Linked DNA regions of Mus musculus: region 1 is linked to region 2. The links are chromatin loops, found by intact Hi-C in ENCODE. Cell type or tissue: left cerebral cortex. All regions are shown on one strand.

Region 1 (5,000 bases), 69 kb before region 2:
GACGAGGAGGAGAAAGCGAAGCCACTCTCCAGCCCGGACCTGCCCATTTTCCAGCTCTCGAACCTCGCCCGAAGGGACCTTTGATGGAACCAAGGGGAGGGGCCTCCGACTTACAGACTGCAGCTGGAGTGGGCTGGGGGCTGAGATCATGTAACTATTCCCCTTTACTCTCCCCTCCCACAAGCCCCTCTTCGCTACCTCCTTTCTCAGATCCTTCTGTCACCTTCTCAACCCCAAACACACACCCTTCCTCTATTCAGGACCTTAAGCTCTGGAAGGCAGCAGCCCTCCGAGGGTTAAGGATCTCTTTTTCCTCCATCCTTTCCCGGTCCACCGCCCTATATCCCACCTCTTCTGTGTAGCCTTTTGGCTGCATAGGCGAAGCACAAGGCGAAGCTCTTTGCCCAATTTCACCCACAACCAGCCCCCCTAATTCCTCTCTTAAAAGCAACTCTGGTGCTGCTGGAGGTCAATTGTCCTGGTTTTCTGCCCAAGAGAATTAGGACGTCTTCTACCCCCACCCAATCTTGCCTTTCCCCAACCACTTCATACTACCTGAGACAGTCTGTCTTTCTCTCTCTCTCATGTGCAATTCTCAATTCTTTACTGAGCTGAGTTCCCTAAGCTGCTCCAAATTTGATTTATATCCACCGTTTTTATATAAAAGAGATTTACCACAGCCTAGAGAATTGAGAAGAACCTAGCAACCCTTTCTTTGGGAACTTTTAACTATTAGACATTGGTCATGCATCCCAGCCCCGATGCTTCTGTTGCCCTACTCCCAGCAGTGTTCAGGGGTCAAAGACAGAAAGGAGACAGCAGCCAGAACTAAGTCTGAGGTTGGGGCGGGGCTGCTAGAGCAAGAAAAACTTTTTTTACTTTGCATTTCCTTAGTAGCGTTCAGAATCATTGACTCACAGTTGTCAGTCCAAGAGGGTAATTTATTTGCTGCTTGGAGGGGTTATAAGAAGAGCCAATAAGAAAGGTTCCTCCATAACACAGGAACACTGTGGACCCCAAGCCCCACCCTACCCACCTCTTCAAAGACTCCAGCTGCCCCTCTCCAGTCCTCTGCTTCCCTATCACATGCTCATGCCCCTGGGTGGGCTGCTGTGGTGGTGGTGCTGCTGCTGCGGCTGGTACAGCTGTGGACTGTGCACCCCAGCTCCCCAGATGTTGCGCCACCAGGGTCTCCTCAAGTGCCGCTGTCGAATGCTCTTCAATGACCTGAAGGTTTTCCTACTGAGGCGCCCCCCTCCAGCGCCCCTGCCCATGCACGGCGACCCTCAGCTCCCTGGTGTGGCGGCCAACAACAACACCCTTCCGGCTCTGGGTGCCGGGGGGTGGGCAGGCTGGAGGGGCCCCCGAGAAGCGGTGGGCAGGGAGACCCCTCCTCTGCCACCTCCACCACCTTTGCCTCCTTCTGGGGATGATGACTGGGATGGCCCAGCCACAGGGCCACCTGCCTCCCTGCTCAGCAGTGCTTCCTCTGATGAATTCTGTAAGGAGAAAACTGAGGACTGCTACTCTCTGGGAAGTAGCTTGGACAGTGGTATGAGAACTCCCCTCTGCCGCATCTGTTTCCAGGGACCAGAACAGGTGAGTCCTCCCCCTGCTTCCCCTGCTTTGGTGTGTGGTATCTCCGGGCTGGGCAGATTGCCATTTAATTATTTGCCCCAGGGATCTATTGTGCGATGTCTAGTGTCAAGGGCTGTAGTGTTTCAAGTTTCTCAATGTTTCTTGTAGAGAAGCTGACCAATAGGTGCAGGGAGTCTGTTTGGTAACAAACTCAGTTGTACATTGGTTTTGTACCCTCTCCCAAAGTAAGTCTTTTCAATTTCACCCTCAAACTTCTACCAGCATCTCAGAACAGAAGCCCCAGAAGCTATGAAATAGGAGCCTCAGAGGGCCCTTCCAGCTTGTTGCTAAGAACCACTTTTAGCTGGTTTCTTGCTAGTGGAATCACACACCCCATCCCAAGCCCATATCCAGCTCTACATTCAGATTTCTTCCTTTCTTGAAGCTGTGACAAGATGATGGTCTTGCCTCCTATTCTCACAGATTGAAGTGCAAAAATCCTGTTTGGGTTTTGTTTGCTTTGTTTCTTTGAGGCTACTTCAATTTTCCAAGACACTTCTTGGTGATCTTGATTTTTTCCTTATTGGAAGCAAATACTCTAAGTCAGAGTGAGTTTAAGTGAAAGAATCTTGATCTTTTCCCCTTCCCTTGCCTCCCCTTAAACTTTCAACATCCATGGCATGGAACAGAGTTTTTTTTTTCTTTTCTTTTCTTTTTTTTTTTTAGAGTCAGGCAAATTCTCCCTTCCTTGTCTATTCAGATCTCTGCAGACAGCACTCCTGTCAGTCCACTGACTGCCTGGTGTCCACCAGACAGATATGCTAATTGACATCAGTTCTGACTTGTGAGAACACATAACAAAGAGTCCCAGGTAGAAAAGGCTCACCTGTGAATCAGGTCTGGCTGGTGATGCAGCAGAGGGAACATCTGACTGGGATGTGGGCAGGGCTCTGTGTTCACCTCAGAGACCTCTTCAGCAGTTTGGGTCTTCACAGATAGGTGTCAGTGCAGCAGGATGCTACACTGGTGTTCCTGATAAACCCTGCTCTTGCTTACAATGTGAGCTGCAGTCTTAGCTGACAATTTCATTCATTTTTCTTCCCATGTTTCTGAATGGGCAGAGCACTTAGAGACTGGTGATGCCTTGGGACAGCAGCCTGGGCATTATGAGAGGAAGTAGGGAATAAGTATCTCAGAGATTGGGCTCCTCCTCCTTATGACTATGATAACCTGAAGCAGCAAAGGCAATGCTGGTGGACGAGGAGGTCCACACTGCTTGTTCAGTGCCTTTCTTCCAGCACAGCGCTCCATTGCTAATACCAAGCTTCTGTAGGTGTGTGGGTCTGTGGCTGATGGCAAAGATGAGCCTCACTTTGCATCAGAATTTGTCTCATTCAGGGGGCCTCAGCTTTTCCATAACATAGAGTGATTTTGCTTATTAACTTCCTGAACTATTTCTTCCCTCTCCCATATGGGCTGGCGCATGTGTGCGTATCATGGGGGGCTGTTGGAAACGCGCCTTCTGGCAAGAGCTCTCTTGTCTCTAGAAAACAGCAAGTCTTGGAACGTGTGCTGAGATAATATTTCACCTGCTGTGAAGTATTCTTCAAATAACTCTATGCCTTTAGGCCTCTTTTCCAACTTCCATGAGTTACCACTTGCTTCCCATATCTTTCCTTGGTAGGAGAGCCCAGAAGTGTGAAAATACCTTGTAAGAGATTAACATATGATTAACATTTTTTTTGATCATGGAAAAGCTGTATTTTATTGGAAAAAAAAAACCATTAGCAATAACTCTGAAATGCCCGCTTGTGGTACAAGTTCTGATTAATGGTTGGGGACTTTTGTCATTGTTTATCATCTTTACTATGTGTCATAAATGGAACTTGGAATAAAAAAAAGCTAACATCACTAGAGGAATGGGTTCTCTTATTATGCGGGAGGATGGGAGGGGCTGTGTCTGCATTGAGACCAGACAAAATCAAGCCACTTCTTAAAGATTATCTTGTTTGGGAGGCTTTATTCCTTGTCAGAGCCAAGTTGTTTTAATGGGACTGCGTTACACTGGTAACTAGAGAAATGTGTCATGTTAGATTGGAGAATATGGTTTCCCACCGTCTTCTCACTTTTCTTCACAGAATTTCAATGAGGAAGGAAGACAAAAGAGAGAGAGAGGCTGGGGTCCTCTAGAGAAAGATGCAAAATGAGAGGTGGGCGTAGAGAAGGAAAGAGAGGGAGATGGAGAAGTAAGTGAGAGAGAGAGAGAGAGAGAGAGAGAGAGAGAGAGAGAGAGAGAGAGCACTGTGAAGCAGTTGTCTACCTGGTCTAAGAGAGGAGTGATTTGCCACCCAAACAGCTGAATGTCTTGGCCTTTTCCATGTTCAAACAAAGGAACTAAAAACTTCCCCTCCCACACACCACGCTCTCGTTTGCCACTACTCTAGGATCCAAAAGATTGACAAAAATAAAGATTTGGCCTCTTCTCGCAATGCTTACAGGATTGTGGTGAGGGGTTAGCGGAGGGTTGCTAAATTCACACCTGCAGGTTTCCACGGAGGACTTTGCATCCATTCGCTTGTGTTGTGCACAAGGCATCCGTGAGGGAACAAAGCAAAGGAGAGTTCTGCTGTGTTGAAGCTGGCCTTCCAGTGGGGACACAGCAATGGGCAGATGACCTAGCAGACAAACAAGGTGATTTCAGATGGTGATGCACAGTGAAAACAAGGAAGTCAGGAACAAACAGGAAGATGAGTTCAGAATGAAGGAAGAGGAAGGGATGAGACACGTGTGTCTATACTCCATGGGACCAACTGGACGAGCCTTCCTAAGAGTGCTCTGTCCGTCCAAGCTGTCATTTAAGTGATGAGGAGGACCCAGCAGGGCACAGATTTGGGGGGAAAAACCATTCCATTGAAACAACAACACTCCCCCCCCAATCCAAATGTGAGCAGACTTAGAATATTTGAGGAACAGTGGAGGAGATCTGGGAGAAAGAAAGATAAGGTGTGAACCAATGCCTTGAGGACCTGTTGACACCATGCTGGAAAGTTCCTGAGTAGCCATTTTGTTCTCCTCTCAGGCATTTGTTCCAAAAAGACCATGTTCAAAGGCCCCTGAGGGAATATGTTAGGGGCTTTTGTACAGCCCTCTACTCTCTACTTGTGGCTAATGCTATCCAACCCCCCCCTGGAAGAATAGTGCAACATGGTAAGCTGAGGCTGCCTGAAGTCAGATGGCCCTAATTGGAGTGAATAACTAGTTACATGGCCGAATGGTGTGCTTCCTCAGATTCCTCGTTTGTAAAATCCCCTGCTTTGTAGGGTGACTCTGAACACCAAGTCAGATACTACAAGAATAGCTGTGGCAGTGTTCTGTTACTGTCTATTATCTCTCAGGTGCACGACAGTGCTCCCTTGCTTTGT
Region 2 (5,000 bases):
TGTATGTTCCAAGTGCTTCAATCCTGAGCGCTTACTCTGGTTGTTGCCATCTCAGAATCTGGGTAGAGCAAAGATTCTTGACAGGAGTCCTCAAATCATCCCCATCCCCATCAGTCCTTCCGAGCAGGCAAAACCCTCACCTGAGATCCTGCAGGTTTCCCCTGACTAAGTACACCTCGGTCCTTTCATAGCTGAAAGACCCTCCTCTCCTAGACGTCCTTCAGTTGCATTGCTCATTGCCAGCGTATTACAACTGAAGTCTGCGTCTTCCCAGAGAAAGATTCAAAGACATTTCCTGGGGCTTCTTTCTTGAGTCATGGCTCTGATGCCCTCAACAGATAGCTCCAAGAATGTGAAGAAGGGGAGGGACCTTGAGTATGGAAAAATAGCAGCAAATGCTAACTCTGGTGTTAGCAAGCAGCAGTATCATTTTTTTTTTTTTGAAGACTATCATGGCAACCTGTGTCCATAGCCTTAAAAGTTCCCATGCCCTTTGAAGGAGTGGCTCTATTCCTTCTAAGGACACCTGGACATGATTTGTGATATCAGGAAACCACTGGGGGAATTCTTATAGAACATCTCCCTGGATTGGAGGCAGGGGGGGGCATGGGGGGAGAGGGGGCACTTATGTGGGAAGGGGGCTGTAATTAGAGGAAACTTTAATTTCTAATCAATCATTAGTTCTAAGATATGGCTTTCCTCTCCCACCCCAGCCTCTGAGCAGGTGTATTGACATGGTAGGAAGACTTGTCTTAAAAAAACCTAAAGACCAGCAAAGCTCTACAAAGAGTGGCTGAAATGTGAAATGATCAATGATGTGAGAATGGGATCTAAATATAGGACTTTTCAGCATAGATGGATGACGACTGGGGGTGAAGGCAGGGGGATGAACCAAGTGTTGAACAATTATAAAGACTAAGAACAAGAGGAACATGGCTCGCCAAGTCCCAGACAGGACTGACTGAGAACACTGAGTCACAAGTGCTTGCAGAATGGCCTGGTCATCTGACAGAGACTGAAAGCAAACAAAAGGAAGCTAGACTTTCTTTATCAGCCCCTAATTAAGGGAAACATGCGTGTAAGATCATGCTGGGACTCTGGGTGGGTTTGGAATGTGTGTCACCATGTGAGAATGTCTCTTGGGCTGGGGTTGGCTTGCATTTTCAACATGAGGACCGAATGGTGGTGTCCACCCAAGGCTGCTGAATGTTCATGAATGGACACTGTCCTCTGCCCTCAGACGGAAACGCGCTGGTCTGTATATATCCCCCACACCTCCACACCCCTACATCTTCACCCTGGTCCTCTGCCACCTGGTCCCCATACAGGTTTCTATGCCTGAGTTCAAAGAGGACATTGGGAAGTGGTGCTGGTGAGAAAGATAGGTTCTCTTGGGTTCCTTCCATTTGTTGGGATTGGGGGCAGTCTAACCAGAGACTAGAGTAGGGAAAGAATATCTTTAAGACACTCCCTGCAGGGCAGTGGTGGCACACACCTTTAATCCCAGCACTTGGGAGGCAGAGGCAGGTGCATTTCTGAGTTTGAGCTCAGCCTGGTCTACAGAGTGAGTTCCAGGGCAGCAAGGACTACACAGAGAAACCCTGTCTCGAAAAACCAAAAACCAAAAACCAAAAAAAAACCCCAAGACACTCCCCACCCTCCACCCCATTCCAAAAGAAAGAGAGAGAGAGAGAGAGAGAGAGAGAGAGAGAGGGAGAGGGAGAGGGAGAGGGAGAGGGAGAGGGAGAGGGAGAGGGAGAGGGAAGGAGATGGGCAGGGGGAGAGGGAGGGGGAGAGGGAGGAAGGGAGGGGGAGGGGGAGGGAGAGAGAGAGAGAGAGAGCCAGAAGGTAAGGACTATAGAATTCTTTGAAACAGAAAATAAAATTGCCAAGATAACAGCAGCCACAGTGACTTGGAGCCGCTTACTTTGGAGCCCGCAGCCTGGAGTCTATTCACACGCCAGAGTCATTCAAATTCGCTTAGCATGCTTTCTGCTGACAAGGAGCGGCAGCCAAGATTTCAGGAATAGTATGCTTTCCCGAGAGGCGTGAAAAGAACCGAGCTGGGTTTGCAGCAGACTCTGGCATGGGCAAGGTCCTGCAGGGAAGTGGGGCCTTGTCTTGGGAGCATGGAACCTGAACAGGGCTCAGAAAGAGGAAGGAATCTCTTCTGTGCCATGGGATCCTCCTAAGGGCTTTAGGTTGATCTGTGTAAGTCTGCCGTTCAACCTGTGGGTCATGACACCCCTGAGAGTCACGGGTCAGATATCCCACATATCAGATGTTTACATTATGATTCATAAAAGTAGCAAACTTGCAGTTATGAAGTAACAACCAAATACTTTTATGGCTGAAGGTCAGCACAACGTGAGGAACTGTGTTAAAGGGCTGCAGTGTTAGGGGAGTTGAGAACCACAGCTCTAAGTGAAGCACAATGACTGTGAGGTTGATTTGAGGAGGAAGTCAGATCCACAGGAGGAACCGACAAACAATACACAGGCTTACTGTAATCCCTTTTAAAGGCAGGCAAGAGAGATTACAAGCAAGAGTCTTTCCTTCTCTGAGTCCTCCTCTGTTGCTAAACTCTTTTTCTTAATTATAATTATTAATACATATTAGTTATACACACTAGCGAGTTTCACTACAATTTTCATGCATTGATATAGTATGCTTTTTGACCATGGTCACTCCCATCTCCTTCCTATTCTTTCTGTCTTTCTTTTCTTCTTCTTTTTTCTTTCTGGTCTTTAGGCCCCGTCCTCCCTACCTCACTATCCTCTAGTGTTCCCATGCACACATAAGGCCGCAGCTGTACCCAAAACAGGAGAGGGAAAGACTGATGCCTGCAAACACCCGTAACTCAATACCAACCCCCACCCACTGTCACAGAAGGTAGAATTCACGAATGTGGAAAAGCAGGCTTGGGGAGGAGGGTCGTGGAGGCAGGAGGATGCATAAGGATCTGGGGCACTGGTTTTCTTTGTCCCTCCCCCCAACGTGCCAGGGCAGATATCAAACACCTGGAAACCCAAAGCTTTCCTGCAGGTATCACCGAACCCTATATTCCTGGCTCACAGCATCTTCAGACCCGTGGCTTTCAGGACAGCAAAGTACATTACTTGGTGAAGCGACAATAGTTATAGTGCTCTCATTTGCAGAGCTGGCACCTCCCTCCTCCTGTTAGGGTGTGAAGTTACGGTAAAGGTAGGTAGGTATACATGGAAGGGCATGGTATAGTGCCATCACAGACACTCCCTGTGTGCTCCATAGGGCTCTAAGCATTTCTCATATCTTACCCCATTTTAATCCTTCTGAGAAACCTCTCTGGTCCTACTTTAACCTCTAAGGAAACTTGCCTAAGGTCATGCATAATGGAGCCAGGGTCCTCAGCAACGATGTCGTATCACCTCATGCACATATTAGAACCATGCTTGGCCCCTAGCACATATTCAAAGGCATGGACTATAGACTAGCAAGAGAGGCAACAACAGGCCAGGGGGTGGTGGCATACACATTCAATCCCAGCACTCCAGGGGCAGAAGCAGGTGGATCTCTATGAGTTCAAGGCCTACAGAATGAGTCCAGAACAGCCAGGGCTACACAGAAGAAACTGTCTTGAAACACAAACACACACACACACACACACATACACACACACACACACACACACACACACACACACACACAGAGAGAGAGAGAGAGACAGACAGACAGACAGACAGACAGACACAAAGAGACAGGGACAGGGACAGAGAGACAGTCAGAGAGACAGAGACAGAGAGACAGAGGACAGAGTGAGAGAGGACAGAGTGGAAGGAGAGAAGGAGAGAGAGGGGAGAGAAGGGGAGGGGGAGAGGGAGAGAGGAGAGGGAGAGGGAGAGAGGAGAGAGGAGGAGAGAGATGGGAGCTTGGAGCAACTTGCCCAATATCTTTCACCCAGCAAATGGGAGAATTGGTATTTGAACCCAGAATTCAAAGCCTGTGACAAGAATTGGCAGACAATGAGTCCTCAATAAGTTTTCACTCTCAGTGCCTATTTTTATCTTTGTGTACATAAAAGTCTCAAAGCAATGTAGGAGGCAGAAGGTTTGTTAATGAGTATCTGGTCCAACACGTTACAAAGTAGGTCTTAGCCAATTTTGCTTTAAGTGGGTCTTGGTGGAGTTGGAGTCTTTGGGTTACAGCCAGCATGGAGATACTAAATAAGACTCCCAAGGGATTCTGATGCAGCCTCAACTCTCAGAAACAGTGGATTCAGGTAGAGAACATTTAAACGCATAGTCACCAGCCAGACAGCGGGCAAGCTGGGACTGCACTGGGGAAAGGTCTTGCTCCTGTGCTTTGTAGGACGATCCTATGTACCTAGGGTCCTGATCTGAAGCGGCAGAAAGCAACAAGTGACTCCAGCTGTTTGCACCTGCAGCCTAAGCCCTCCGAATGCTGTATTAATCACAGTGAGTGAAAATTAATTTTAGGAGATTTTCACCACAGTTCCTCCAGGGAGCATCATGAGAGGTTTACAGAGTTGATGTTGTATACTCCTTTGCTAGTGTGCAAGGACCATACAGGACTGATTCAAGGGGACATGTCTGCACCTTCCCTCTAACCTGTCAGATGATTTGGCCTGGTTTTTGGAACAAAAAAAGAGAACGCAGTGACCCGGCATTCCTGAAACTTCCTGAGAAGTGTAGTGGCCCGGAACCTTGGACATGGGCCCAGCCCACTGTATGCAAATAGCCCAATTCTAGCTCCTCAAGGCTTATCTGAATTATGTTTTCCTCTTGAGCCAGCCAGAGGAACGAGGCCAGATCAGCCTTTAATTTTGGCTCTTTGGTAACGATAACGATGGTAATGATGAGTTAGACAGAAAGACAAACAGACATTAGATTACACATCTGGGCCATTCGAAATACAGATACAATTATGCCTCTGCACATTAAGCGTGACCTTCTTTCTTCCTGCCAGCCCTCAAATCCTGTGGTTTGTTTACTATGCAGACC

Evidence for each region. Hi-C counts contacts between places; a loop is a spot of excess contacts. Peaks named below come from ENCODE experiments on the same cell type or tissue, not always from the same donor. Only the 100,000 strongest peaks of a DNase experiment are listed, where the experiment ranks them.
Region 1: a loop joins it to region 2, with 2.4 times the contacts of the local background. A loop is called at or near these places in 5 of 42 quality-filtered maps.

The regions. Positions count from the first base shown.
Region 1 is chr1:72,531,224-72,536,223 of GRCm38, reverse strand. It overlaps Marchf4 (membrane associated ring-CH-type finger 4), which reads left to right. Exons shown (of 4, transcript NM_001045533.2): 1 at 1-1,599. The coding sequence starts at 1,087. Among named protein-coding and RNA genes, the nearest start is that of Marchf4, 3.4 kb to the left of the region's middle. In left cerebral cortex, a CTCF peak has its summit at 2,552; DNase peaks (open chromatin) are centred at 1,540, 1,869, 2,641, 3,015 and 1 more place; H3K4me3 peaks cover 3,577 bases; H3K27ac peaks cover 1,007 bases.
Region 2 is chr1:72,462,418-72,467,417 of GRCm38, reverse strand. All of the region lies in intron 1 of Marchf4 (membrane associated ring-CH-type finger 4), which reads left to right. Among named protein-coding and RNA genes, the nearest start is that of Gm39661, 52 kb to the right of the region's middle. In left cerebral cortex, no CTCF peak of the experiment used is centred here; DNase peaks (open chromatin) are centred at 2,005 and 4,155.